Linked DNA regions of Homo sapiens: region 1 is linked to region 2. A link is an interaction called in ENCODE POLR2A ChIA-PET data of the cell type or tissue named here. Cell type or tissue: K562. All regions are shown on one strand. Each heading gives the region's core, and the rest is flanking DNA. Links, peaks and the distances in the headings are about the cores only.

Evidence for each region. ChIA-PET counts read pairs that join two places held together with the same protein. Peaks named below come from ENCODE experiments on the same cell type or tissue, not always from the same donor. Only the 100,000 strongest peaks of a DNase experiment are listed, where the experiment ranks them.
Region 1: POLR2A ChIA-PET joins it to region 2 with 5 read pairs; 1 of 35 experiments calls an interaction of 5 or more read pairs at or near these places.

Annotation. Positions count from the first base shown.
Region 1 is chr22:20,685,068-20,696,082 of GRCh38, forward strand. LOC107985584 (a long non-coding RNA gene) reads left to right here and starts at 10,469. Exons shown (of 2, transcript XR_007068010.1): 1 at 10,469-10,681. It also overlaps the pseudogene POM121L4P and the pseudogene BCRP5. RefSeq lists a silencer at 1,875-2,095. In K562, for the core only: no CTCF peak of the experiment used is centred there; a DNase peak (open chromatin) is centred at 3,199.
Region 2 is chr22:19,831,743-19,847,593 of GRCh38, forward strand. All of the region lies in intron 2 of GNB1L (G protein subunit beta 1 like), which reads right to left. It overlaps RTL10 (retrotransposon Gag like 10), which reads right to left. Exons shown (of 3, transcript NM_024627.6): 3 at 14,404-15,851. Among named protein-coding and RNA genes, the nearest start is that of GNB1L, 15 kb to the right of the region's middle. RefSeq lists enhancers at 12,267-12,780, 12,781-13,293, 13,294-13,806. In K562, for the core only: a CTCF peak has its summit at 10,036; DNase peaks (open chromatin) are centred at 10,089, 10,615, 11,401 and 11,969.

The sequences.
Region 1 (11,015 bases), core at 895-4,894, 850 kb after region 2:
TGTCATTTGCATCATAGATGCAAAATTCACAGGCAAAGACTGATGTAGTTTGTCCCTAAAGTTTTGCTTTGATTTGCAGATATTTATCCATGGCAGTTTCGTGAAAAACGTCTATAGAAGGTTTTGAGGAATGGGCACCTTTTAATTTGCTACTAAACTAAACCCCAAGGGCCCATTATATGCCAGCGTGGTCCTAGAGATTCCACACTCATTCAGTTCCTTTTCATCATAGGAAGTGGGCATTATAATATCAGGTCCACTATAAGAGCTGGAGGCTGGGCATGGTGGCTCATGCCTGTAATCCCAGCACTTTGGGAGGCCTACCTGGGCAGATCGCGGGAGCCCAAGAGTTTGAGACCAGGCTGGACAACACGGTGAAACTCTGCCTTTACAACACATACAAAAAGTTTAGCCGGGCTTGGTGGCATGGCCCTATAGTCCCAGCTATTCGGGAGGCTGAGGTGGGAGGATCGCTTGAGCCTCGGAGGTCAAGGCTGCAGTGAGCCCAGATTGCACAACTATACTCCAGCTTAGGCCACAGAGCAAGACCTTGTCTCAAAAAATAAAATAAAATAATAAAAAGAAAGAAAGAGAAAGGAACAGATCAATAGGTACAATAAAGTAATATTTGTATAAAAAAAGCAAAAGAACATATTTATTTATTTGGATATTTGTTTATATTCATAAACTATCTCTAGAAAGATACCAAGAAATTGAATCTATTTGGTTGTATCTGAGAAACTGCAGGAATAGGGACAGGGTTGAGATGATGCCTTCTGAATTTTGAAATATACAAATGTATTTTCTACTTAGAAATAAATGGGCCGGGCGTGGTGGCTAGGCCGGGTGCGGTGGCTCTCGCCTGTAATCCTGGCACTTTGGGAGGCCGAGACTGGCAGATCACTTGAGGTCAGGAGTTTGAGACCAGCCTTGCCAACATGGTGAAACTCCGTCTCTACTAAAAATATGAAAATGGCCAGGTGCGGTGGCTCACCCTTGTAATCCCAGCACTTTGGGAGGCTGAGGCGGGCGGATCACCTGAGGTCAGGAGTTCAAGAACAGCGTGACCAACATGGAGAAACCCCATCTCTACTAAAAATATAAAATTAGCCTGGTGTAGTGGCGCATGCCTGTCATCCCAGCCACTCAGGAGGCTGAGGCAGGAGAATTGCTTGAACCCGGGAGGTGGAGGTTGTGCTGAGCTGAGATTGCGCCATTGTACTCCAGCCTGGGCAACAACAGCGAAACTTTGTCTCACAAAAAGAAACAACAACAACAACCACAAACACACACAAAAATTAGCTGGGTGTGGTGGTGGGTGCCTATAATCCCAGCTACTCAGGAGGCTGAGGCACGAGAATTGCTTGAACCTGAGAGGCGGAGGTCGCAGTGAGCCAAGATCAGGCCACTGCACTCCAGCCTGGGCAATAGAGCAAGACTCAATCTCTAAATAAATATATAAAATAAATAAATAATATTAAGACAAAACTCATAAGGACATTACATAAACCAAGTTATGCCAGTGATTTTTTTAAAATATCAAAACAGGCAGTTTTATAGAAAAATATAACTTCAGGCCAGGTGGGGTGGCTAATGCTTGTAATCCCAGCACTTTGGGAGGCCGAGGTTGGCAGATCACCTGACCTCAGGAGTTCGAGACCAGCCTGGCAAGCATAGTAAAACCCCAACTCTACTAAAAATACAAAAATTAGCTGGGTGTGGTAGAACATGCTTGTAACCCCAGCTACTTGGGAGGCTGAGGCGGGAGAATCACTTGAACCTGGGAGGCGGAGGTTGCAGTGAGCCGAGATCGCGTGACTGCAACAGAGAAATTCTGTCTCAAAAGAAAAATATAACTTCATAAAAACAAAGTAGGGAGAAGCAGAAAAGTTTGTCTAGATCTAGAACCATTAAAGGAATTGAATGTTTATTTTAAAATCTGTATCCCGGCCGGGTGCGGTGGCTCACGCCTGTAATCCCAGCACTCTGGGAGGCCGAGGTGGGCGGATCACAAGGTCAGGAGATCGAGACCATCCTGGCTAACACGGTGAAACCCCATCTCTACTAAAAATACAAAAAATTAGCCGGCCCTGGTGGCGGGTGCCTGTAGTCCCAGCTACTCCAGAGGCTGAGGCAGGAGAACGGCGTGAACCCGGGAGGCGGAGGTGGCAGTGAGCCGAGGTGGTGCCACTGCACTCCAGCCTGGGCAACAGAGCAAGACTCCGTCTCAAAAAAAAAAAAAAATCTGTATCCCATCCCCTCAAAAATCTCACAAAAAAACAAAACCAAAGAAAAGCACCAGGCCCAGATGATTTTATGGACAGCAAACATTAAAAAGAACATAAAGTTTTTATCTTCTACATAATTTTTAAAAATTAATTATTTATTTTTGACAGGAAGTCTCGCTTTGTAGCCCAGGCTGGAGTGCAGTGGCGCGATCTCGGCACACCGCAACCTCCGCCTCCCGGGTTCAAGTGATTCTCCTGCCTCAGCCACACCAGTAGCTGGGACTACAGCCGCGTGCCACCATGTCTGGTTAATTTTTGTATTTTAGTAGAGACAGGGTTTCACTATGTTGGCCAGGCTGGTCTCCAACTCCTGATCTCGTGATCCGCCCGCCCCAATCTCCCAAAGTGCTGGGATGTGTGAGCCGCCACGCCTGGCCACTACTTTTTCTTTTCTTTGTGTGTTTTTTTTTTTTTTTTTTTTTTTTTGGTGTGTGTGTGTGTGAGATGGAGTTTCCCTCTTGTTGCCCAGGCTAGAGTGCAATGGTGCGATCTCAGTTCACTGCAATCCCCGCCTCAGCAGGAGAGCAGGAATCTTCAGTGATCCACTGGCGGATCTGCAGCCATTGTGCGCGCCAGGTCTTCCCAAGTCTTTTGTGCGCGCGCCTCTCCTTCCAGTACCTATCAAGCCAGCGTCCCCTAGCCTCCCGCCATTGCCAGCAGGTGCTGAGATCGCGCCATTGCACTCCAGCCTGGGAGACAACAGCGAAACTCCGTCTCAAAATTAAAAAAAAAAGGATGAAAATTTTGGAAAAATATGGAAGAAACCAAATGGATTTCTAGCTCAACTAAATCGTAATTATTCAGTGTCTAGTTTTTGCAAGAAACCATATATTTCATGTCCACAATCGGCCACAGTCCCAGCTCTCAAGTGTAGGTCTTTCCTAAGCAAATTGAAGAACACAGGCATAAAAGTGCATTAAGTCAATAAACATTTTTCTCTGTGTCTCTCTCTCTCTTTTTTTTTTTTTTTTTTTGAGACGGAGGTTCGCACTGTCACCCAGGCTGGAGTGCAGTGGTGAGATCTCGGGTGACTGCAAGCTCCGCCTCCCGAGTTCACGCCATTCTCCTGCCTCAGCCTCCAGAGTAGCTGGGACTACAGGCGCCCGCCACCACGCCCGGCTAATTTTTTGTAGTTTTAGTAGAGACGGGGTTTCGCTATGTTGGCCAGGCTGGTCTCCAACTCCTGACCTCGTGATCCACCCGCCTCCGCCTCCCAAAGTGCCACAGCCCCGGCCTTTTTTTTTTTAAGACAGAGTCTCGGCCGGGCGCGGTGGCTCACGCCTTTAATCCCAGCACTTTGGGAGGCCGAGGCGGGCGGATCACGAGGTCAGGAGGTCGAGGCCATCCTGGCTAACACGGTGAAACCCCGTCTCTACTAAAAATACAAAAAAGCAGCCGGGTGTGGTGGCGGGCGCCTGTAGTCCGAGCTACTCCCGAGGCTGAGGCAGGAGAATGGCGTGAACCCGGTAGGCGGAGCTTGCGGTGAGCCCAGAGATCAGGCCACTGGAATCCAGCCTGGGCGACAGAGGGAGACTCCGTCTCAAAAAAAAAAAAAGAAAAAAAAAAAAGACTCTGACTCTGTTGCCCAGGTTGGAGTGCAGTGGCGCGATCTCGGCGCATCGCAATCCCTTCCCAGCCCCCGGGTTCAAGTGATTCTCCAGTCTCAGCCGCCGGAGTAGCTGGGACTACAGGCGCGTGCCACCATGTCTGACTAAATTTGTATTTTTACTAGAAAGGGGGTTTCACTATGTTGGCCAGGCTGGTCTCCAACTCCTGATCTCGTGATCCGTCCGCCCCGACCTCCCAAAGTGCTAGGATTATAGGCATAAGCCGCCACGCCCGGCCTTTTGTTTTTCTTTTTCTTTTTTTTATTTGAAGACTGAGTTTTGCACTTGTTGCCCAGGCTGGAGTGCAATGGTGCGATCTCAGCTCACTGCAATCTCCACCTCAGCAGGAGAGCAGGAATCTTCAGTGATCCACGGGCAGATCTGCCGCCATTGTGGGCACCTGTTCCTCCCGCGACCTTTGTGCCCGCCTCTCTCCTTCCAGTACCTATTGCATGACCCCCCACGTCCGCCTCCCGCCATTGCCAGCAAGTGCCTCGCGCGGGTACCTGGCTGCGCTTATTAATCCGTTAAGCTCGCTCTGTCACGGGCGCCGTGATGTGCTCACGCGCCCGCTCCCTCAGGTTTAAAAGGCGCGTTGCCCGGCAACAGAAGAAACTGCTGGCTTAGCCGTTGGCCGAGTTGGCGGCTGGACGAGGACGCTCAGAGCCCAGCTCTCGAGAGTTCAAGCAACCGACGGTTCCCCACTGCTCCCAGGAGCGGTTACCTGGGCACTCTGTGCCCCTCCTTCCTGTTCGGGCCCAGGCCGAGGACCTGCCAGTAGGGCTCAGTTGCCTGGAGCCCGTTCAGCCCATCCCCCAGTTCACTTTGCCTGTGGGATCTCCCCGTTGCTCCTGCCCGTGGACTGAGTGGCAGGCCATCCTACAAGCACCCGGACACTTGACATCCGTGGTGTCAAGACAACTCTAAGAAGGTTTTCCGTGATCCTGCAAGCCCTGCCTTCCTTTCTGGGATCCTGCCTTCAATTTGATTGCACAGGTACCACAGCAAGCCAGTGCTGTGTGCTCCGAGTTCCAGGGCGTCCTCCAGCTCAGCCACTGCACTGAGAACATGGACTCTCTGTGGGGCCCAGGAGCTGGGAGTCACCCCTTTGGGGTCCACAACAGCCGGCTGTCCCCAGACTTGTGTCCAGGGAAGATAGTGTTGAGGGCCCTCAAGGAGAGCGGGGCAGGGATGCCTGAGCAGGACAAGGACCCTAGAGTCCAAGAGAATCCTGGTGATCAGAGAAGGGTCCCCGAGGTCACCGGGGATGCACCGTCTGCATTTCGGCCCCTGCGGGACAATGGAGGCCTCTCTCCCTTTGTGCCCGGGCCCGGGCCTCTGCAGACAGACCTCCATGCCCAGAGGTCAGAAATCAGATATGACCAGTCATCCCAGACCTCCTGGACGAGCTCGTGCACCAACCGAAATGCCATCTCCAGCTCCTACAGCTCCACGGGAGGCTTGCCGGGGCTAAAGCGGAGGAGGGGGCCAGCCTCATCCCACTGCCAGCTGACCCTCAGTTCCTCAAAGACAGTGAGTGAGGACAGGCCTCAGGCTGTCTCTTCGGGTCACACCCAGTGTGAAAAGGTGGCAGAGAAAGCACCAGGGCAGACACTCGCCCTCAGGAATGACTCCTCCAGATCCGAGGCCTCTAGGCCCAGTACACGCAAGTTTCCCCTGCTGCCACACAGGCGAGGGGAGCCTTTGATGCTGCCACCTCCCGTAGAGCTGGGGTACCGGGTCACTGCTGAAGACCTGGACTGGGAGAAGGAGGCGGCATTCCAGTGCATCAAGAGTGCACTGCAGGTTGAGGACAAGGCCATCTCAGACTGCAGACCCTCACGGCCTTCCCACACTTTGTCCTCACTTGCAACAGGGGCTTCTGGTCTGCCTGCCGTTTCTAAAGCACCCAGTATGGATGCACAGCAGGAGAGACACAAGTCCCAAGACTGCCTGGGCCTAGTGGCCCCCCTAGCATCTGCTACAGAGGTCCCCTCTACAGCTCCCATGTCTGGGGAGAAGCACAGACCACCAGGCCCCCTGTTCTCCTCCTCAGATCCCCTTCCTGCCACCTCTTCCCACTCCCAGGACTCAGCCCAGGTCACCTCGCTGATTCCTGCCCCCTTCCCAGCTGCAAGCATGGATGCGGGCATGAGAAGAACAAGGCCTGGCACTTCTGCTCCTGCAGCTGCCGCAGCAGCCCCTCCCCCCTCCACATTGAACCGCACATTGGGGTCACTATTGGAGTGGATGGAGGCCCTTCACATTTCTGGGCCTCAGCCACAGCTGCAGCAGGTGCCCAGAGGTCAGAACCAGAGATCCCAGACCTCCCGGACCAGCTCGTGCCCCAAACGAAATGCCATCTCGAGCTCCTGCAGCTCTACGGGAGACCTCCCGGGACGAAAGCGGAAGAGGCGCCAGCCTCATCCCACTGCCAGCTGACCCTCAGTTCCTCAAACACAGTGAGTGAGGACGGACCTGAGGCTGTCTCTTCGGGTCACACCCAGTGTGAAAAGACGGCAGATACAGCACCAGGGCAGACACTCGGCCCCAGGGGTGGCTCCCCCAGATCCCAGTCCTCTAGGCCCCGTAGACACAAGTTTCCCCTGCTGCCACGCAGGCGAGGGGAGCCTTTGATGCTGCCACCTCCCTTAGAGCTGGGGTACTGGGTCACTGCTGAAGACCTGGACCGGGAGAAGGAGGCGGCATTCCAGCGCATCAACAGTGCACTGCAGGTTGAGGACAAGGCCATCTCGGACTGCAGACCCTCACGGCCTTCCCACACTTTGTCCTCACTTGCTACAGGGGCTTCTGGTCTGCCTGCCATTTCTAAAGCACCCAGTATGGATGCACAGCAGGAGAGACACAAGTCCTAAGACTGTCTGGGCCTAGTGGATCCCCCAGCATCTGCTGCACAGGTCTGTAGTCCCAGCTACTCGGGAGGCTGAGGCAGGAGAACGGCATAAACCCGGGAGGCAGAGCTTGCAGTGAGCTGAGATCGCGCGACTGCACTCCAGCCTGGGTGACAGAGCGAGACTCCGTCTCAAAAAAAGAAAAAGAAAAAGAAAAAAAAAGTTCTTGTGACATTTCTGTATGAAATCAGCCTTCACTACATGGATAGGACCAGCACGCTTCCGCGGCACGACTCTGCAATCTTACTACATTTTTTTTATTTTGTATTTTATTTATTCCTTTTGAGACAGTCTTACTCTGTCACCCAGGCTGAAGTGCAGCCGAGATCTCGGCTCACTGCAACCTCCACCTCCTGGGTTCAAGCAATTCTCCTGTCTCAGCCTCCCAAGTAGCTGAGACTACAGGCACACGTCAAAAGGCCCGGCTAATTTTTGTATTTTTAGTAGAGATGGAGTTTAGCCATATTGGTCAGGCTGGTCTCGAACTCCTGACCTCAGGTGATTGACCTGTCTTAGCCTCCCGAAGTGCTAGGATTACAGGTGTAAGTTTATTTATTTATTTAAGATGGAATCTTGCTCTGTATTTATTAATTTATTTATTTGAGATGGAGTCTTGCTCCATCGCCCAGGCTAGGGTGCAGTGGTGCAATCTCGGCTCACTGCAACCTCTGACTTCCAGTTTCAAGCGATTCTCCTGCCTCAGTGTCCCAAGTAGCTGGGATTACAGGTGCCTGCCACCACAGCTGGCTAATTTTTGTATTTTTAGTAGAGACAGTGTTTCACCGTCTTGGCCAGGCTGGTCTCAGGCTCCTGACCTCATGAACCACCTGCCTCAGCCTCCCAAAGTGTTGGGATTACAGGCCTAAGGCACCATGTTCGGCCATATTTATTTATTTAATTATTTAGAGACAAAGTCTTGCTCTGTCACCCAGGCTGGAGTGCAGTGGCGCCATCTCAGCTCACTGCAGCCTCTGCCTCCAAGGTTTAAGCGATTCTCATGCCTCAGACTCCTGAGTAACTGGGACTACAGGTACTCACCACCACGCAGGGATTTTTTTTTTCTATTTTTTTGTAGAGACACAGTTTCACCATATTGGCCAGGCTGGTCTCGAACTCCTGACCTTAGGTGATCTGACAGCTTCGTCCTCTCAAAGTACTGGGATTACAGGCATGAGCCACCGAGCCCGGCCTCTCACTACATTTAAGTGATGCCATGGCTCATGCCTGTAATCCTAGCACTTTGGGAGGCCAAGGCAGGTGGATCACCTGAGGTCAGGAGTTTGACACGAGCCTGGCCAACATGGGGAAACCCCGTCTCTAGTAAAAACACAAAAATTAGTCAGGCATGGTGGTACAAGCCTGTAGGCCCAGCTACTTGGAAGGCTGAGGCAGGAGAATCACTTTAACCGGGAGGCAGAGGTTGCAGTGAGCCAATATCATGCCACTGCACTCCAGCTTGGGTGACAGAGTGAGACACCATCTCAAAAAAAGAAAAGAAAAGAAAAGAAAAACATATGATGCCGGGGCATCTCGGCCTCAATACCTGCATGAGCACAGTCATGTCCAGGCCAGGGCTGCTGGTCGAGGTCCGGCCCCATCTCTTCCAGCAGAAAGGGAGTAAGCTTGCAGGGAGGCTGGGGGACAAGATCCCAGGATCTCAGCCTCTGCTCATGGATCAGCTCTGAGACCCCGAGTGAGCTGGGGGTGCTCTGTGCGCATTGGTTTCCCCAGCTGTCAAGTAAAGGGATTGGATGAGGAAGTCTTGTCAAGGTGGAATGATCTCAGATTTGGGGCAGCAGTGAAGGATCCCGCTCCCTGGGCCATGCCAGTGGCCCGGCCTCGGCTGAACACAGCCCCAACACTCTGGAATGGGGATGAGGGGGCAGTCAGCTCTTGCTCCTAGTAAGAGAGATGCAACAGGGCTCTGTGGCTGAGCTGGGTGCCTTGCCTCACACTTGTAATCCCAACCTTTGAGAGGCCGAGGCAGGAGGATTGCTTGAGGCCGGGAATTTTGAGAATAGCCTGGACAACATAGCCAGACCCCATGTCTACAAAATAATAAGAAAACACACAGCTATAGTCCAAGCTACTTGGCAGGCTGAGGCAGGAGGGTCCCTTGAGTCCAGGAATTGGAGGCTGCATTGAGCTATAATCGCACCACTGCACTCCAGCTTGGGTGACAAAGTGAGACCCTGTCTCTAAAAGAAAAAAAAAATTGGCCTGTGAGCATGGGTTTGATCTTCAAACAGGACCTGGAGGGTAGGGACAGACAGTGCTGTCACCCTTAGGTGCTGAACACTCAGAAACGGGCCAGCGGCAGCCCTTCCCTCACCTGCAGACACCAGATTGGGCAGAACAGCACGTGGCACTTGCAGCTCTTGCAGTGAGGGCAGAACCCAGTGTCAACCCTTCTGCCTGTGGGAGGGGCTGCTGAGGCCTGCGGAGAGGCCAGGGTGGAGGCTCGTCCCCTTGTCCAGCCCTTGGCGTGGTCTCCACCAGGTCCCCAGCCCACCAGTGCAGGGCGCCCCTGAGCCTGCTGCTGCCACGGGCCCTGTCTCTACCCAGGACGTCCCCCCACCCTCGCTGTGTCAGGGAAATGATCATGGTGGCGGTGACACTCCGCAGGCAGGGCTGCTGAGAGAAGCTGAGAAGGGTCACACTGCAGGCAGAGGCCCGTGTGACAAGCCCCTCTCACCCCGAGAGAGCTGACCAGGCAGCTCACGAGCAGAGCCACATCCCGGGAGTCCGAGAAAGGTCCTGGCTGGGCTCAGCCACCTCATTGGCCACGGGCAGCCTTTGTCGTGTGAGCCTTGCTCTCCTGGGGAGGCTCAGGCTGACGGCTGATGTGGGCATTGCCGAGGGTAACCTGTGGCCCAGTGTATATGGCCGGGTCTCCTCAAGCTGCATTCATTCAAGTAGGACCCAGGGTGCGTGCCCATCTCCAGCCCAGGGCAGCTCCCCTGTAAGCTGGGTGAGCTACTGAAGCCAAGGCAGGAGGCAGCTGACAACACCCACGGCCCATGCAGAGGTGGTGGAAAGGCTGGAGTCAGCAGCAACACCAAATCCCGGACCAGGCAGAAACCACCCAAGACTGAGGGGCTCGTGCCAGAGCGGTGGCCACAGGTAAGAACCCGGGCCCAGGCTGTGTGGCAGGAATCCTCCATGTCCCAGGGCTTAGCATAGCAAAGGAAGACCAGCCGGGTCACCCTGGTGGCCATCTGTCCCTGTCCCACCTGCAGAGTCAGAACAGCCTCTCCCCAGTGGGGATCATCTCTCTCTGCCAAAGCAACAGCGGTCCCTGCCCCAACCAGACTACCCCACTCAGTGGAGTTACGGATGCTGCTCCAGCATCCTAACACTGCCCAGCTGGTGCCTGCCTGTGCTCACCCGCACCCCCCAGGCCGGCCTTCCCTGCAGCCTGGGCTTGGCCACCTTGGCCTGATTGAGCACTGAGGCCTCCTGGGCACCCAGCCCCATCACTGCACCTGCTGCTTCCAGCCCCACCCCACAAGCTCAGGGGTTCTTCCCAGCGGCGCTGATCATGAAGTCAACATGCACGCAAGTCGTCTCAGGAAACTTTTTAATGAAAGTGTTGGCCACGGTGGTGTGTAGGTGGCTGAGCTCAGATTGCAGCTGCTGAGACACCAGCCACTTACCAAGAGAAAGCCAGGCTGCTTCAAACCCAGGGCCCGCGGCAAAAAAGCATCACTTCCGGCCGGGGAGTCTGGAAGCCACGCCTTGTGGGAGGTCACACTGGCATCTAGGCCTTCGCCTGCACTGCAGAAGGAGAGCCGGGTCCCCCTCCTGGAGAACGCTGCGTTCCCCAGCCCCACACCGGCTTTGCCACCACACAGGCTGTTGAGGCAGGAGGCGGGTAAGACGTAGCTGTAGACCCAAAGCAACCACCAGCCCTGGGACCCTGCGGGAGAGAAGCACTTTTAGAACATGGAAAAGTGTGGTCATCCCATCATTAGACAGCACACATCCTACATAAATAAAAAGTCGTATGGGGAAGGAGGTTGGGGAGGGAATAAAAAACTGGCACAGACATTGATAGACTGGTTTCCAGTTTCAAGGTAACAGATGCACATCATGAGACCAGAGGAGGCAGAGACAAGGGCTGGATTTGGCTTTTCTAAGCAACATGTGTTCCTGCGCAGGGCTGAATGGTCACTGAGACAGAGATGGAAGCCAGGACAGGGGAGCCC
Region 2 (15,851 bases), core at 8,441-12,440:
TGTCAAAAGAAATTTAAAAATTAATATCTTTAAAATATAAATAAACTTTTCAATATTAAGGAAAGCCTAAAAACTCAATAGAAAAATGGGAAAAAGAGATGAATAGACAATTCAGAAAAAGCTATGAAAATGCCCATTAAACACATGAAAAGATGTTCAACCAAAAGCTTACTCATAGAAAAATGTAAATTAAAACTACAGAAAAGCTTCTTGTTCTGGCAGGATGAAGTAAGCTCATTACAGCCTCTCTCTCAGGCTGACTGCAACTCAAAACTCTGGACAAAATATAAAAAGCAACTACCTAAGGCTGGGCACAGTGGCTAACATCATTAATCCCAGCACTTTGGGAGGCTGAGGTGGGAGGATCACTTGAGGCCAGGAGTTCAAGACCAGCCTGGGCAACATAGTCAGACCCTGTCTTTACGAAAAATAAAAAATATTAGCTGGGCTGATAGCGTGTGCTTGCAGGCCTAGTTACTTGGGAGGCTGAGGTGGGAGGATCACTTAAGCCCAGGAGTTCAAGGCTGCAGCGAGCTGTGATTGTGCCACTGCACTCCTCTCTGGGCAACAGAGCAAGATTCTATCCCACCCCCCAAAAAATCCCAAAAAACAATTCTCTGAAAACAGAAAAGTGGGCAACAGCAGCCAGCCGGGTTTTGGAGGAAAGCAAAGCTTAGGACAGTGACCTACACAGAGACATGTTTCCTAGGTTATTCGTATGTGTGTTTTGGGGTGCTGCCCTACAGTTGGCCCTGGTTGCAGAGCTACCAGGCAGCAGTGGCTAAAACTTGGATAAAACTCCAAATTTCTAGATAGAGATACAGAGAAAAAGGTGCGCTACGGCCCCAAGAATGTGAGGGGAAACCCTGAAGGTTTACTGTCCCCCTCTCTCACGGTGCTGCCCCAGGGATGGCCCTGCACACAGAGCCCAGGGGAAAGTGACTGAGAGAGAAGCTTGTCTTTCTGATCAGGGGAACCAAGGAAAGGGAACCCTGCAAGATGGCAAGGGGGGAAACTACAGAGTGGGGAGAGCTAAAAAAAGTTCCCCAATTCTGTGAATAAATACACAGAAGCCTCAAGCTCACCCCTGAGCTGTGTATACACAGGGCAGACCCAAAGCAGCACCAGCTGTAAGAAGGGAAGTAAACCAACACTCAAGTCTCAGGCTGAGCCCTGGGTGGCTGATGTGCGAGACAGAACCAAAGCAGCATGTCAAAAGCTCTGAAAATAAAAATGAGATTAAAACCACAGCCCACGGAGGGCGAGATGGAGCTTGTGCAAATCTAACTGGGTTGACTGCCTGCTAGCGCCAAACTCAGCTCTCTCTGGAGGACCTCACACACTATTCAACCCAGGATATGTCTAGGATATCATCCAAAATTATTCAGCATACAAAGAACCCGGAAAATGAGACCAACTCTCAAGGAAAAAGCCAATTTACAGATGCCAACCTTGAGAAGATTCAGATGTTGGAAATATCTGGTAAAAATTTTAAAGCAGCTTTATGATTATGCTGCATGAGGCAAAAATAAACATCCTTGAACTGAATGGAGGGAAAAGACCTCTCAGCAGAGAAATAGAAATTATTTTTTAAAAAACCAAACAAATACGAATTTCAGAACTGAATAATATCTGAAAAAAATCAATAATGGAATGGGAGATGACAGAGTGACATAAAGTGGGCCAGGCGTGGTGGCTTACATCTGTAATCTCTGCACTTTGGGAGGCCAAGACGGAGGATGGCTTGAGGAGTTCAAGGCTGCAGTGAGCTATGATCGTGCCACCGTACTCCAGCCTAGGCAACAGAGCAAGACCCTGTCTCTAAAATAAAATAAAATAGGCCGGACGCGGTAGTTCACACCTGTAATCCCAACACTTTGGGAGGCTGAGGCAGGTGGATCACTTGAGGTCAGGAGTTCGAGACTAGCCTGGCCAACATGGTGAAACCCTGACTCTACTAAAAAAATACAAAAATTAGCCAGGCATGGTGGCGGGCGCCTGTAATCCCAGTTACTTGGGAGGCTGAGGCAGGAGAATTGCTTGAAACTGGGAGGCGGAGGTTGCCGTGAGCCGATATCATACCACGGCACTCCAGCCGGGGCGACAAAGTGAGACTCCGTCTCAAAGAGAAAAACAATAATAATAATAATATAAATATAAATATAAATATAAAATAAAAGATTGAGTAAGTGAAATTATTCAATATAAGATCAGAAAGAAAAAAGATTGAAATAAGTGGTTAGCATAGCAGGGACTTGTGGAATAATAGTAAAAGGTCTAACATTAAGGGCAGTGGAGTCTGAGAAGTAGAAGAGAGAAACAGATTTGGACCCAAAAATTAATTGAATAAATAATGCCTGAAATTTCACAAACTTAGAGAAAGACAAAAGCACATATGTTTAAGAACATGATGAACCATAAACGAACCATAGGATAAATTCAAAGAAAACAATATTGAAACATCATAAACTGCTGAAAAATAATAATGAAACCATGGAGGCCAGAAGGGTGGAACATCTTTGTTAAAGAACTGAAAGAAAACAACTCTATATCTAGCAAAATATTCTTTGGGGATGAAGGCAAAATAAAGATTCCCAGATGAGGGCAAATGAGAATTTCTTGCCTACAGATCTGCACTAAAAGAAATGCTAAAGTTCTTCAGGTTCAAAAGACATGATACCAGAAAGACATGTGGAACTTCAAGAAGGTAGGAGGAGCAATGGTAAAATGCGGTTTTATCACTTCAGTAAACATGTATGATTGTTAAAATTGTATTATCTGTTGAGGTTTTCAATATGGCAGTTATAACATAATGGAGGAGGGTAAGGGACCTATGTGGTTGTAAGCCTTCTATATTTTATTTGAAATGGAAAAATATTAACTCTAAGAAGACTGTGAAGGGTTAATTAAGTATGTACACTGTCATCCCTGCAGCAACCATTAAAAACATAACACAAAGAGATACTGCCAAAGTTCCAACAAAAAATCAAAACAATGTTTTAAAATACCTAAATAATTCAAGAGAGGACAGGAAAGAGGGGATAGAAGAAAAAAAAAGAAGAGAAGAAAAAGAGAAAACAACAAAATAGTAGACCTAAATATAACCATACCAATCACTACAATAAACATAAATGCTCCCAACATGCTAATTATAAGACCCAACTATAAGCTATAAAAAATAAAAAGGTGAAAAAGATATGCTATACAAATAATAAATTGCAGTGGATATATTAATATCAGGCAAAGTAGACCTCAGAGTGAGGAATATTATCACGGACAAGAAGAAGATACAATGATAAATGGCATCGATTCAGAAAGAAGACACAAAAGTTGTAAATACTGAGCTAATAAGAGAACTTCAAAATGCATGAAGAAAAAACTGATGGAACTGAAAGTAGAAATAGATAACTACATAATTATAGGTGGAGACTTAAACTCCTCCTTAGTAACTGACTGAACAAGTGGTCAGGAAGTCATACAGAAGACCTGACTAATACTATCTACCTACTTGACCTAGTTGACATTTATAGAACATGCCGCTCAGTAGAAGAAACACATTCCTCTCAAATGCACATGGAGCACTCATCAAGATAGGCCATATCCTGGGTCATAAAAGAAACCTTAAAAATGTAAAAAAAAAAAAAAACAAACAAACAAACAAAAAAAAAACCTCACGCCTGTAATCCCAGCACTTTGGGAGGTCGAGGCAGGCAGATCACGAGGTCAGGGGTTCAAGACCAGCCTGGCCAGCATGGTGAAACCCCACCTAAAAATACAAAAAATTAGCCAGGCATAGTAGCGCACGCCTGTAGTCCCAGCTATCCAGGAGGCTGAGGCAGAAGAATTGCTTGAACCCAGCTGGCGGAGGTTGCAGTGAGTCAAGATCGCGCCACTGCACTCCAGCCTGGGCGACAGAGCGAGACTCTGTCTCGATAAAAAAAAAAATGTAAAAAAACAAAGTATACAAAGTATGCTCTCTGATCATATGGAATTAAACTGGAAATCAATAACAGCAAGATAATGAAAATCTCCAACTATTTGGAAATTAAACAACACTGTTTTATATAATCAATGGGTTCAAGAGGAAGTCCCAAGGGAAATTAGAAAATATCTAAACTAAATACAAATGAAAACACCACATATCAAAACGTGTAGGATGCAGCTAAAACAGTGCTTAGAGGGAAATTTACAGCATTAAATACTTACATCGACAAGAAGAAAGGTCTCCAAATCAATGACCTGGTTTATGCCTTAAGATAACAGAAAAAGAGGACAAAGTAAGCCCAAAACAAGCACAAGGAAGGAAATAAGATTAGAGCAGAAATAAATATTTTTAAAGAATAGTAAAACAAATGAGAAAATAAAGCAAGAGGTCGGTTCTTTAAAAAGATCAATAAAACTGATAAATCTCTAGCTGAACTGACAACAATAAAAAGAGAAGAGACAAATTATAATAATTAAAGAAGGGTTATCACTACAGACACCAGAAACATTAAAAGGATAAGGAGATACTATGAACAACTCAAATAAATTCAAGCTAAATAAACCTAGCTGAAATGAAAGTTGGAAGACACAGACTATGTGAAGAAAGAGAAGACCTGAATAGTCCTGTATCAATTAAAGGAATCACATTTTTAGTTTAAATCCTTGGGGAAAAAAAAAAATCAAAATTCCAGCCCACATGACTTTACTGGCAAATTCTACCAAACATTTAAAGAAGAAATAACACTATTCTACAAATTATTTTCCCAGAAAACAGAAAAAGAGAGAACATTTCCCAACTAATTTGATGAGGCTAGCACTAACCCAATACCAAAACCAGACAAAGTTAGTAGAAAGAGAAGAAAACCACAAACAAACATATTTCATGAATATAGACATACAAATCCTCAAACAAAATAATATCTTGCTGCTTAAGTCTCAAGTTGGGGAGGGAAAAACAGCAAATCTAATCCAACAGTGTAGAAAAAGAATACACTGGAGCCAACTGGCATTTATCTCAGGAATGCAAAGCTGATTCAATATTCAAAAATCATTCAATGTAAACTCTCATGTTAACACTAAAGAAAAACCACAGGATCATATAAGTTAATATAGAAAAGGCACTGGGCAGAATTCAACATCCATTCATGATTTTTAAAAAAACCCTCAGAAAGCATAATCCATAAGATAAAAAACACAAATTCACCTTCCACAAAATTAGAAACCTTTGCTCTTGAAAAGAGATTTTTTTTTTTTTTTTGAGATGGAGTCTCGCTCTGTTGCCCAGACTGGAGTGCAGTGGCGCGATCTCGGCTCACTGCAAGCTCTGCCTCCTGGGTTCACGCCATTCTCCCACCTCAGCCTCCTGAGTAGCTGGGACTACAGGCGCCCACCACCACACCCGGCTAATTTTTTGTATTTTTAGTAGAGACGGGGTCTCACCGTGTTAGCCAGGATGGTGTTGATCTCCTGACCTCGTGATCCACCCGCCTCGGCCTCCCAAAGTGCTGGGATTACAGGCGTGAGCCACCACGCCCGGCCTGAAAAGAGATTATTAAGAAAATGAAAAGACAATCTATACAGATGGGGAAAAATATTTTCAAATGATGTATATGGCAGATAATTTATATACCAAATATATAATTTTCAAAATCCACAAGGAAAACACACTCACAAAATAAAACCACTAAGAATGGGCAATAGATTTGAACAAACACTTCACCAAAGAAGATATGCAAATGGCAAATAAGGACATGAAAACATACTCAACATCTTTAGTCGCTAGGAAAATGTAAATTAAAACCACAATAAAATGCCATTACCTACTTATCAGAATGGCTAAAACAGAAAAGACTGACCATTCCAGTTGCTGGAAAGCTTATGAAGTAATTGAAACTCTCATACGCTGCTGATGGGATTATAAAATGGTACAACCCCTTGGGAACAAAGTTTGGCTATTTCTTTAAAAACCAGTCACATACTGGAGACAACCCAAATGCCCATCAACAGCAGAAGAAACAGAGCTATATCCACACCTGGATATATCCATCCTTGACAATGACAAAGTAGGAAGTACTGATACATGCTTTAATGTGAATAAATCTCAAAATAATCATGTCAGGTGAAAGAAGCCAGAAAAAGAGAGTAAATTCTGTGATTCTATTTATGCAAAATTCTAGGAGATACAAACTGACCTACAGTGACAGAAAGCAGATTAAAGGGAACCTGGAGAAGAGAGGTGCAGGGAGGAAGAAGGGAGGGGCATGCAGAGACGCAGGAAGATACTTTAGGCACAGTGGGTATGTTGGTTGTCTTGAGCGTGGGGATGGCGTCACAGACGCCGCACTTGTCAAACTGTCCACTTGAAATATGTGCAGTTTATTGCATACGCAATTTAATTGCACAATCTATTTTTGTGCTCATTAAAGGAAATGCAAGAGCAACTAAACAATCCAATTAAAAAGGCATAAAAGATTTGGCCAAACACTCCACCTAAAAAGATGTGCAAATAAGCACAAAAGGCAACTCAACATCATAGCCATTAGGGAAATGCAACTTATGCCCATAATGAAATACCACTACATACCTACTAGAGTGGCTAAAATTCAGAAAAAAACTGTCAAAACCAACAAAACCAAGTGCTGGCAATACTGTGGGGCAACTGGAACCTTGTTGGTGAAATGCAAAATGGTGCCCACACTCTGGAAAAGAGTATGGCAGTTTCTTATTTATTTATTTTTTTATTTTTATTTTTATTTTTTTTTTGAGACAGAGTCTCGCTCTGTTGCCAGGATGGAGTGCAGTGGCACAATCTCAGCTCACTGCAACCTCCGCCTCCCAGGTTCAAGCGATTCTCCTGTCTCAGCCTCCTGGGTAGCTGGATTACAGACGCCTGCCACCGCGCCCGGCTAATTTTTGTAGAGACAGGGTTTCACCATGTTGGCCAGGATGGTCTTGATCTCCTGACCTCATGATCCACCCGCCTTGGCCTCCCAAAGTGCTGGGATTACAGGCATGAACCACTGTGCCCAGCCCAGTTTCTTATAAAATTAAATATGCATTAACATGTTGCCCAACAATTCTACTCCTAGATATGTATTCTAGAGAAGTGAAAACTTATATGCAAACAAAAACCTGTACATGAATGTTTATAGTAGTTATAACTAACCACCCAAAACAGAAATGTGAAAACTATAATCTCCTAAAACAGAAAATAACCCAAATGACCATCTATGGATGAATGGAATACTATTCTGCAACAGAAAGGAACAAACTATTGATAAATGCAACAACGTGGGTGAATCTCCAAAGAACTGAGTAAAAGGCTACACACTATTTATATGGCATCCTGGAAAAGGCAAAAGTATAGGTACAGAGGACAGACCAGTGACTGTCATGGATCAGAAGGAGGGGGAGGGGATCACTGCCAAAGGGCAGCAAAAGGCAGGGTTTTGAGAGAATGAGAAGTTTTCTGTGTCCTGATTGAGGTGGTGTTGACACAGACATGGGTTAGGACTCACTGTAAGCGCACACAATAATAAAGATAATAACAATAATACAGTAGTTCCACCTTATCTAGGGGGGATGATGAATGATGATGATGAAAAGTATCTAGGGATACTTTTCAAGACCCCCAGTGGATGCCTAAAACCATGAATAGTTCTGAACCCTATATACACCATGTTTTTCCCTACAGTGTACATATATACCTACGGGAAAGTTTAATTTAAAAATTAGAGACAGGCACAGTGGTTCATGCCTCTAATCCCAGTACTTTGGGAGGCCAAGGCAGGAGGATCACTGAGCCCAGGAGTTCAAGACCAGCCTGGGCAACACAGGGAGACCCTGTCTCTACAAAAAATAATTAGCTGGGGCAGGGCACAATGGCTCACACCTGTAATCCCAGCACTTTGGGAGGCTGAGGCAAGCGGATCACCTGAGGTCAGGAGTTCAAGACCAGCCTGGCTAACATGGTGAAACTCTGTCTCTACTAAAATTACAAAAATTAGCCCAGGCGTGGTGGCAGGTGCCTGTAATCCCACCTGCTCAGGAGGCTGAGACAGGAGAATCACCTGAACCCAGGAGGTGGAGGTTGCAGTGAGCCAAGATCGTACCACTGCACTCCAGCCTGGGCAACAGAGACTCCGTCTCAATAATAATAATAATAACAATAATAATAATAATAATAATAAGCCAGGTGTGTTGGCACATGTCTGTAGTCCCAGCTACTCAAGAGGTTGAGGTGGTAGGATCACTTGAGCCCGTGGAGTTTGAGACTGCAGTGAGCTATGCTCACACCACTGCACTTCAGCCTAGGCAACACAGCAAGATCTTGCCTCAAAAAAAAAAAAAGTATACTATGATAAAAGTTATGTGAATGTGGTCTCTCTCTTACAATATCCTGTTGTATTGTACTCACCTATTTTCAGACTGCAATTGACCATGGGTAACTGAAACCTCAGCAAAAGTGTAGATGAGAGGGGAGCTAGTGTCGTAATAAAATGCCCATGAGTCCACACTGAGGTAAAGAAATGACTAAATAAACAAATCTCCCAAACAGAAGAATTCCACTTTATGCAGACACTCTACCATCAAGGAGGAGTAGATAACTCCCAACCGTTTAAATATGGGTTATGCAGTGACTCCCTTCCTAAGAGGAGAGTACGGAAAGGAGAGAAAAACAGCCACTTTACAGCAGAAACACCTGACAGATACCACCTCCGCCAGGTGATGACGCTCAGCATCAGCAGGGCTAGGTCATGCTGACCACACGTCCCACTGACATGATAGAAAATCCAGGAATGGGCCAGGTGCATGGCTCACACCTGTAATCCCAGCACTTTGGGAGGTCGAGGCGGGTGGATCACTTGAGGTCAGGAGTTCGAGGCCAGCCTGGCCAACATGGTGAAATGCCGACCCTACTAAAAATACAAAAATTAGCCAGGCATGGTGGCACGTGCCTGTAATCCCAGCTACTGGGGAGGCTGAGGCAGGAGAATCGCTTGAACCCGACAGGCAGAGATTGCAGTGAGCCGAGATCGTGCCATTGCACTCCAGCCTAGGCGAAGAAGCGAAACTCCGTCTCAAAAAAAAAAAAAGAAAGAAAGAAAAAGAAAATCCATCCAGGAATGGCATTCAACCTTTGTGCTTTTCTTCCCAAAACCCTTAAGCTCAGTCTAATCGTGAGAAGAACACAACAAATCCCGGTGGAGGAACATTTTACAAGAGCCTGACCAGTGCTCCTCAAAACTTAAGGTTATCAACAACAAGAAAAGTCTAAGAAGTTGTCCTGGCCAGAGGAGCCTGGGGAGACAGGAGAGCAAACGCAGTGTGGGGTTCTGGATGGGATTCTGCAACAGAAAAGGACATTAGGGCAAATTCAGGAACCCTGGATGAAGCCTGGACTTTGGTCACTAACAATGCATCAATCCTAGTCCATTAGTCATGCGCAGAGCAAGATGCTGACAGGAAAAAGGGCTCAGAAATGCGTCCGTGCACAAGGTTCACACTCAACCACTGCTCTTGGCCACAGTCTCACAGGTTATGTTTCAAATAAAATATATTGTACAAGATTCTTGTGCTATTTTTTCTTGTGTTACAGTTAATGGTATTTAATTTACACTAATGTATTATGAAACTTCAATTCCTGTTTCTGGCTTTGGAGTCAATTTCTATCTCTACTCAAGGTGACTTAAACAGACTTAATGAGCCTGGGCAACATAGCAAGACCCCCATCTCTACAAACAAATAATTTAAAAAAATCGGCCAGTTATGGTGGTGCCCGCCATGATAGTCCCAGCTATGTTGGTGGCTGAAGCAGGAGGAGAGGATCACTTGAGCCCAGGAGGTTAAGGCTGCAGTGAGCTATGATCACACTACTGCACTGCAGCCTAGCCTAAAGAGACCTGCCTCTAAAATAAACAAACAAAACAGACTTAATGTCAACTTTTACACGCTTTTCCCATTCCAAATAATTTACTATCTTATTTTTGCCCTAATATAAATTCATCAACAGTGCCCCCTGGTACAAGCTAGTAGTTATTCGGTTAAGCAAATGAGCTGATGACTTTTATGACCATCGTTACTTCCAGAAGGTGTCCCCAGCCAGCTGGGGACAGAAAGAGCACTGATCTAACCACTGTTGCGCTTCACCAGCCCAGCCCACCTAATTTCTCTATGAAGTAGCACAGCCGTTCTAGCATGAAGATGTTGAATTGGCTGGTCCTCCAGGCCAGCAAGAACATGAAGCCAAGGCCATGAGGCCTGAGGCAGGCACACAGGTGGCTGGTGAATGGGCTCCCTCCCACCTCCTGCTCATCAGGCACCTCCCAGGCTACACCTGGAACCAGAAAGGCACTCCCTGGACAGGCCTGTCCTGAGCAGAGACCTCAGTGTCATCCCCTGCCTTCCTGGTGAGGAAGACAGCAGCAGTAAGGCCCAGAATCTCAGAACTGTCCGCTGCATTGCAGCCTCAGCCAGCGACCCTGATCTCCCAAAAAGCCTCACACACACCACTCCAAGAAGCTGCATCAGACACAGAGCCCTGGGCTATCCCAGTCAGTTCACTGGCACACATCTCAGTGCTGCTGCTTCAAACCAGGAAACTGAGGTCTAGATACACCCTTCCCCATCTCTGAAATGCAGGGAGATCAGCGGGGAGTCAGTGGGGGCAGTCAGAGACTAGCCCCCAACAACCCTTCTCAGTCACTGATGTCTGCCCACCAAGGCCTCGGGGGCCAGGATTGCTTCCATGGCCTTGGCTCTCAGCCCAGGACGGGGGTGGGAGCAGCCTGGTGAGTAATGCCCAGGCCCCCAAGAGGTGGTCCTGCCATAAATAATGCCAAGGACACATCCCCCTTCAAGGGAGGCCAGACCTGCCAGGGAGGGCTGCAGAAAAGCTGCACTCTAGCTGCAAACAGGAAGGGATGAGCCTGCTCAGATGGTGAGGTCCCTATCCTGTTACCTGCCACTCACGGCCACAAAGGACCAGAAACCCTCCCTGGGCAAGGAAAACATGCTGCACCTCCCTGTTTGGACCCACGGCTACCAGGGCCAGCTACTGGAGATACCAGGACTCTGCTAGTGTCACCTGGCCTGGGAAGGACCTAAGCAGCTCAAGCTGGCCACACAGCAGCCACAGCCCTGGCCATGGCCCCCACCTGCCCACTCCCACTGCAGCCAGCTCCCTGTCCTGAGCACGGGAAACAGGTCTACCAGCACTAACTCAAACTTCACAAAGAAACCATTTCTGGAATGGGGCTCCGTTTGGCGATTCGGAGTCAAAGGCGCACTTCATAGCTCCTTTCCAAATCCCGTGCATTGTCAGGCCCTGTTCCCCTTTGAAGCCTCGCTGAGTGATTGAAGCGTCTACTTTCTGAGGGGCAGATAGCACCGGGCTGGTAATCTGACTCTAAGCCACGGGATAAAGGTAGTTTGTTTCCTCTCAGCCCGTCTGTCAACACCTCCTCAGTAATTAGCCCTAATTATTACAGAGGGCCAGCCTCCCATTCGGTTATTAAATCAGAAATAGTATCACGGCTGGGCATCTGTCAACGCCCCGACTGGCGACCTTCGATTCATTGAATCCTCTGTCAGTATCCGCCTTTGGAAGCGCCCAGGCGGGCAGGGAGGCAGCGGCTTCAAAGATGCAGATCCCAGGAAGAATTCCGGTGAGGCAGGGAGGCAGGGAGGGCCGGTGCCCAGCAGCCCGATGGCGAGGGGGAGCCAGGCACCGCCCCCCGGGCAGCAAGTGCACAGCCCAACCCCAGCAATTTCCCACCTCCCAGGGCTGACCGATGTCAGTCTCTCTGTGGCGGGGAATAAGGTATGCCCCCCAAGAACTCCTTCCCTTGGAGAAGAAAGCACCTCCAGGCCTGCATCAGGCATATCCGTCTCAGGGAGTGGCCCTGACTGACAACTTGGCCTGAGGCCCACAAAGCCCTGAACCAGCTCAGTGCAGGGAGGGGAACCCGAGCCCCGGCTGCCCAGAGCACTGGTAAGCTGGCAAATCTGCAAAGCAGAACTCAGATTCCAGCCATAGACACGATTTCCATAGTGGAGATGAGAGTGCTACAGTCCTGTAGGCCCCGACGAAGGACAGCCACCCATCTCCCTTCTGGGTCTGAGTCTGTTCTCCATCCTAGAGAAATGGTCATTTGCTCTGCCACAGGGGCCTTCTGCTCTGGCAAAGCACCTCCACCCTGCTCCCCTAGGGTATAGCTGCCCCCCAGCAAGATTCACTGCCTCAGGCCAGGGGCCGGCACTGACCTCACCTCACCTGGGGCAGTGGCCCAGGTGCCCCAGGGCTGGCCACCAGCACTTCTCCAGAGACTGAGACCCACAGTGCCCCACCCAGGACTCCTGGCCTGCAGTGAGCCAGGTGGGGCCCAGCACGGTGCCTACATGCTGAACCCCACCAGGTCTGTGCCGCCCCCTTCCAGATAGGCCCTGCTGCGTGTGAGGGAGGGTCCCAGAGATCAGTCACTTTTGCTGGGGACACGCCCAAATGGCGTGATTCGTTCCCGAGCAGAGACAAGCAAGTTCCTCTAGACAGCCCACTGCAGCCTGTTCTCCCCCGAGGCACTGCCAGTCCCTGCTGGGTGCTCTGCCAGCACTTTGGGTCCTCGTGGCCACCAACCACCCACCACGCTGGCAGGGGGAGTGGGTCTCATGGAGACAAGGACATGGATTAGTTTTCTTCCTTGGGGATGCCTGGAAGCCTCATGGCTGGGGCATGAGGAGTGACCTGCTGGCCAGCTCCACAGTCAGCAGGGGCGCCAGGCAGGCGCTGAGGCTGCAAGTCAGACTTCTCCTTTGCACTGGGACACGGGCTGCCTCAGCTGAGCCAAGAGGAAATGCCAGCGTGAGGAGCCACCAGGCTGCAGAGGCAGGCAGGATGGGCAGGCGGGGTCTCTCTGTGAGCAGGCATCTCACGCTGTGGCTGGGGATGTCCGTCGCCCCAGGAGCGGGTCCCAGGAGCCTGGCAAGATGGCAGGAAGGAAGCCTGACTTGGACATTGTTAGCCAGCCTGCCCCAGGCACTTACGGGCAGAGGCAGGAACCCAGCCAGCAGAGGGACCGGCCTTTTTGACCCGGGTGAACACACGGAAAAGCTCACTGCTTTACAGGAAGCGTGACATCCCCGTGCACCAGTTCAGCCTCTGCTCAGAGGCCTGGTTCATGTAGGCCAGCTGCCGATCCCATCAGGGAGAGACAACACTCACAGAGGGTGCAGGATGGGGACCAATCCCCTGGGGCTGGTGCCCCTGGCCTCGGGGATGGGGATGTGCCCTGGAAACTTGGTCGGAGCTGGAGGAGGGGTCCCTAAGCAAGCTGGGGCTGACACTTTCTGACAGGGACTTGCCTGTGTGGCTCCTCCTGTGGCGGAGGCAACCTTGGGTGGAAAGGGGAGGTCCCCTATCACACACAGGTGGTGGTGTGGCCAGGTGTATGTCTCATCAACTCCCGACCACCCAGCTGCATGCAGTCAGCTGTGCACATGCTTACATATGCATGCCAGCAATGTGCTTGCCCACATCCACAGACATGCGAATGAGGACAGAGGCCAGCCTCCCACTCGCTCTGCCCTGTGGGTGCTGCAGGTGGACCCCTCACTGAGGGCCCCCCCTATGCACAGCCTGTGAATAAAGAGCCCTGGCTCCACAACCCACAAACACTCCCCAGTCCCCTGCAGTGCTCAGACACAGAGGTGAGGTGGGCAGCGCAGGCACAGCAGGGGGCAGGGGAGTCAGATGTCCTGTGCACCCAGCTGGCAGCCCCACCAATGGGGACACAGAAGAATGTGGCAAGTGCATGAGCACCCATCATCCACAGGCCCCAGCCCTGTGCTGGGGGTGGTTCCTGAGGCCAGGAGGAAAGGAGCCGGCCAATGAGAACACCCCACAGGCCTGGGCTCTTCCTTGGCCAGCCCCTACCCACCGTGTCCCTGTAATAGAGATGATGTAGCCCAAAGAAAAACTAAGGGAGCAACGGGCCCTGCTGTCCTGGAGAGCAGGCTTGGCCAGGCTGTCCAGCGACAAGGCACCCCCGAGGCCTGCACCAGGAGAGTGTGAACACTGCTGGGGCTGGGCAAGGGCCATGACACCATCCTCGCTGCCTCTGCATTTGTGATCCAATGTGTTTTAAAACTTGCAAAGACAACTTGAAAAATGGGGACATGGATGGTTTCCCTATGACATAAGCAAGACTTAAAAGCTAGAATAACTAGTAAGGGACAGATCAGACCAGAGAGCAGGCGGGTAGGCCAGGCATGGCTCACGGGTGGCTGCAGCCAGACTGTGAGTTGCTGCAGCCAGCAGCTGATGCTGAGGTAGGCCCTATGGAAAAAGGTGAAATGGGATCCCCTGTTGGTCAGGACATAATAGGTTATGCTGTGGAAAACACAAGCCCCAAACTCAGTGGCTTCGCACATCAAAAATTTATTTCTTGCTCATATTACATGTGCATCGCGGTCGGCAGAGGGGCTCTGCTCATCACAGGCTATCAAGGATGACAGCAGACCCCTCCCTTCTGCCGCAGTTACACTTACAGGTGGACTCAAGGTTGAATGTCAAAGGCAGAAAGTTACAACCTGGGAATACAGGATAATGCCTTTGTACCCCCCAGGTAGGGAAAGATTTCTTAAGTGAGAAACAGCATCCCATACAGCACAACTGGGCACTGCCTACTCAACAGCCAAGGCTTGGCCATCCCCACTCCTCAGTATGGGCCCCAGAACCCAGGGCCTGGGGGACTCTGCACACAGGCATGTGGAGACCACAGAAGCCTGCCCAATATAGCGCTGCCAGGAACAGCAAAGACAAAACCAGAGAAGCCTATCGCGGGCACCGCTGTGGGCAGAACTATGTCCCTTCAATATTTTTATGTTCAAGTCCTAACCCCTAGTACTTACATTTGAAGACAGGGTCTTTAAAGAGGTAATTCAGGGTTAAATGAGGTCATGAGGGTGGGCCCTGATCCAATAGACTAGTGAGCTTATGAGAGATTAGGACACAGACACAGACAGGGACACGGCAAGAAGATGGCTATCTGCAGGCCAAGGAGCGAGGCCTCAGGAGAAACCAACCCTGCCCACACCTTGATCTCAGGCTTCTAGCTCCAGAATCATGAGGAAATGTCTGTTGTTTAAGTCCCCTAGCCTGCGGTCCTTTGTCAGGCAGCCCCAGCAGACAAACAGGTATGTTGCCCTGGGATGGATGCAGGCCCCTCCCATCCTCCCATCCTCAGCAGCACCAACCAGCCCCACGCTGGGTGGCTGCTTGTACTTCTCCATACTGAGCACCCCAGCCCATAGGATGATCAGCTGCTGCCGTCCTATGGAACTCAGGTGTGGCTCTGTGGCTTCCTTTGGCCACAGAAATGGAAGTGGGGTGACACACATTACTTGTGGCCTGCTGTGGCCTTTCCCCTGCCTCAGTGAGCATGGAGAAATATGTCCAGGTAGGCTGTCGTCAGCACAGGTCTGACAGGCCCCAGCCACGGTGGCCCACAGGTGCAAGCAAGAAATAAGCAGTGCCAACTGTAGCCGCTGCGCTGTTGGAGATCTTTGTTACTGCAGCACAATCTGGCTCATGCTGACTGATCCTGCAGGGTAACAGCTTTATTTGCCTTGCTCCTTTATTGCTGGATCTTTGGGCTTTTCCAGTTCTGCTGTTCAAAAAACAGTGACACCCATGAGGTGGGTGTTAGAGGGCCCAGACCCCAGCCAAGGCACTGCATGGGCATCATTCTCATTCAACCCTTCTAACCACCCCATGAGGAAAAACTCTGGTCACAGCTCAAAAAGGTCAGGTAAGGACCCTCAGCTCATGCGGGGAGGGGAGGAGGCAAGGCCAACCTCCAGTCCCTGCT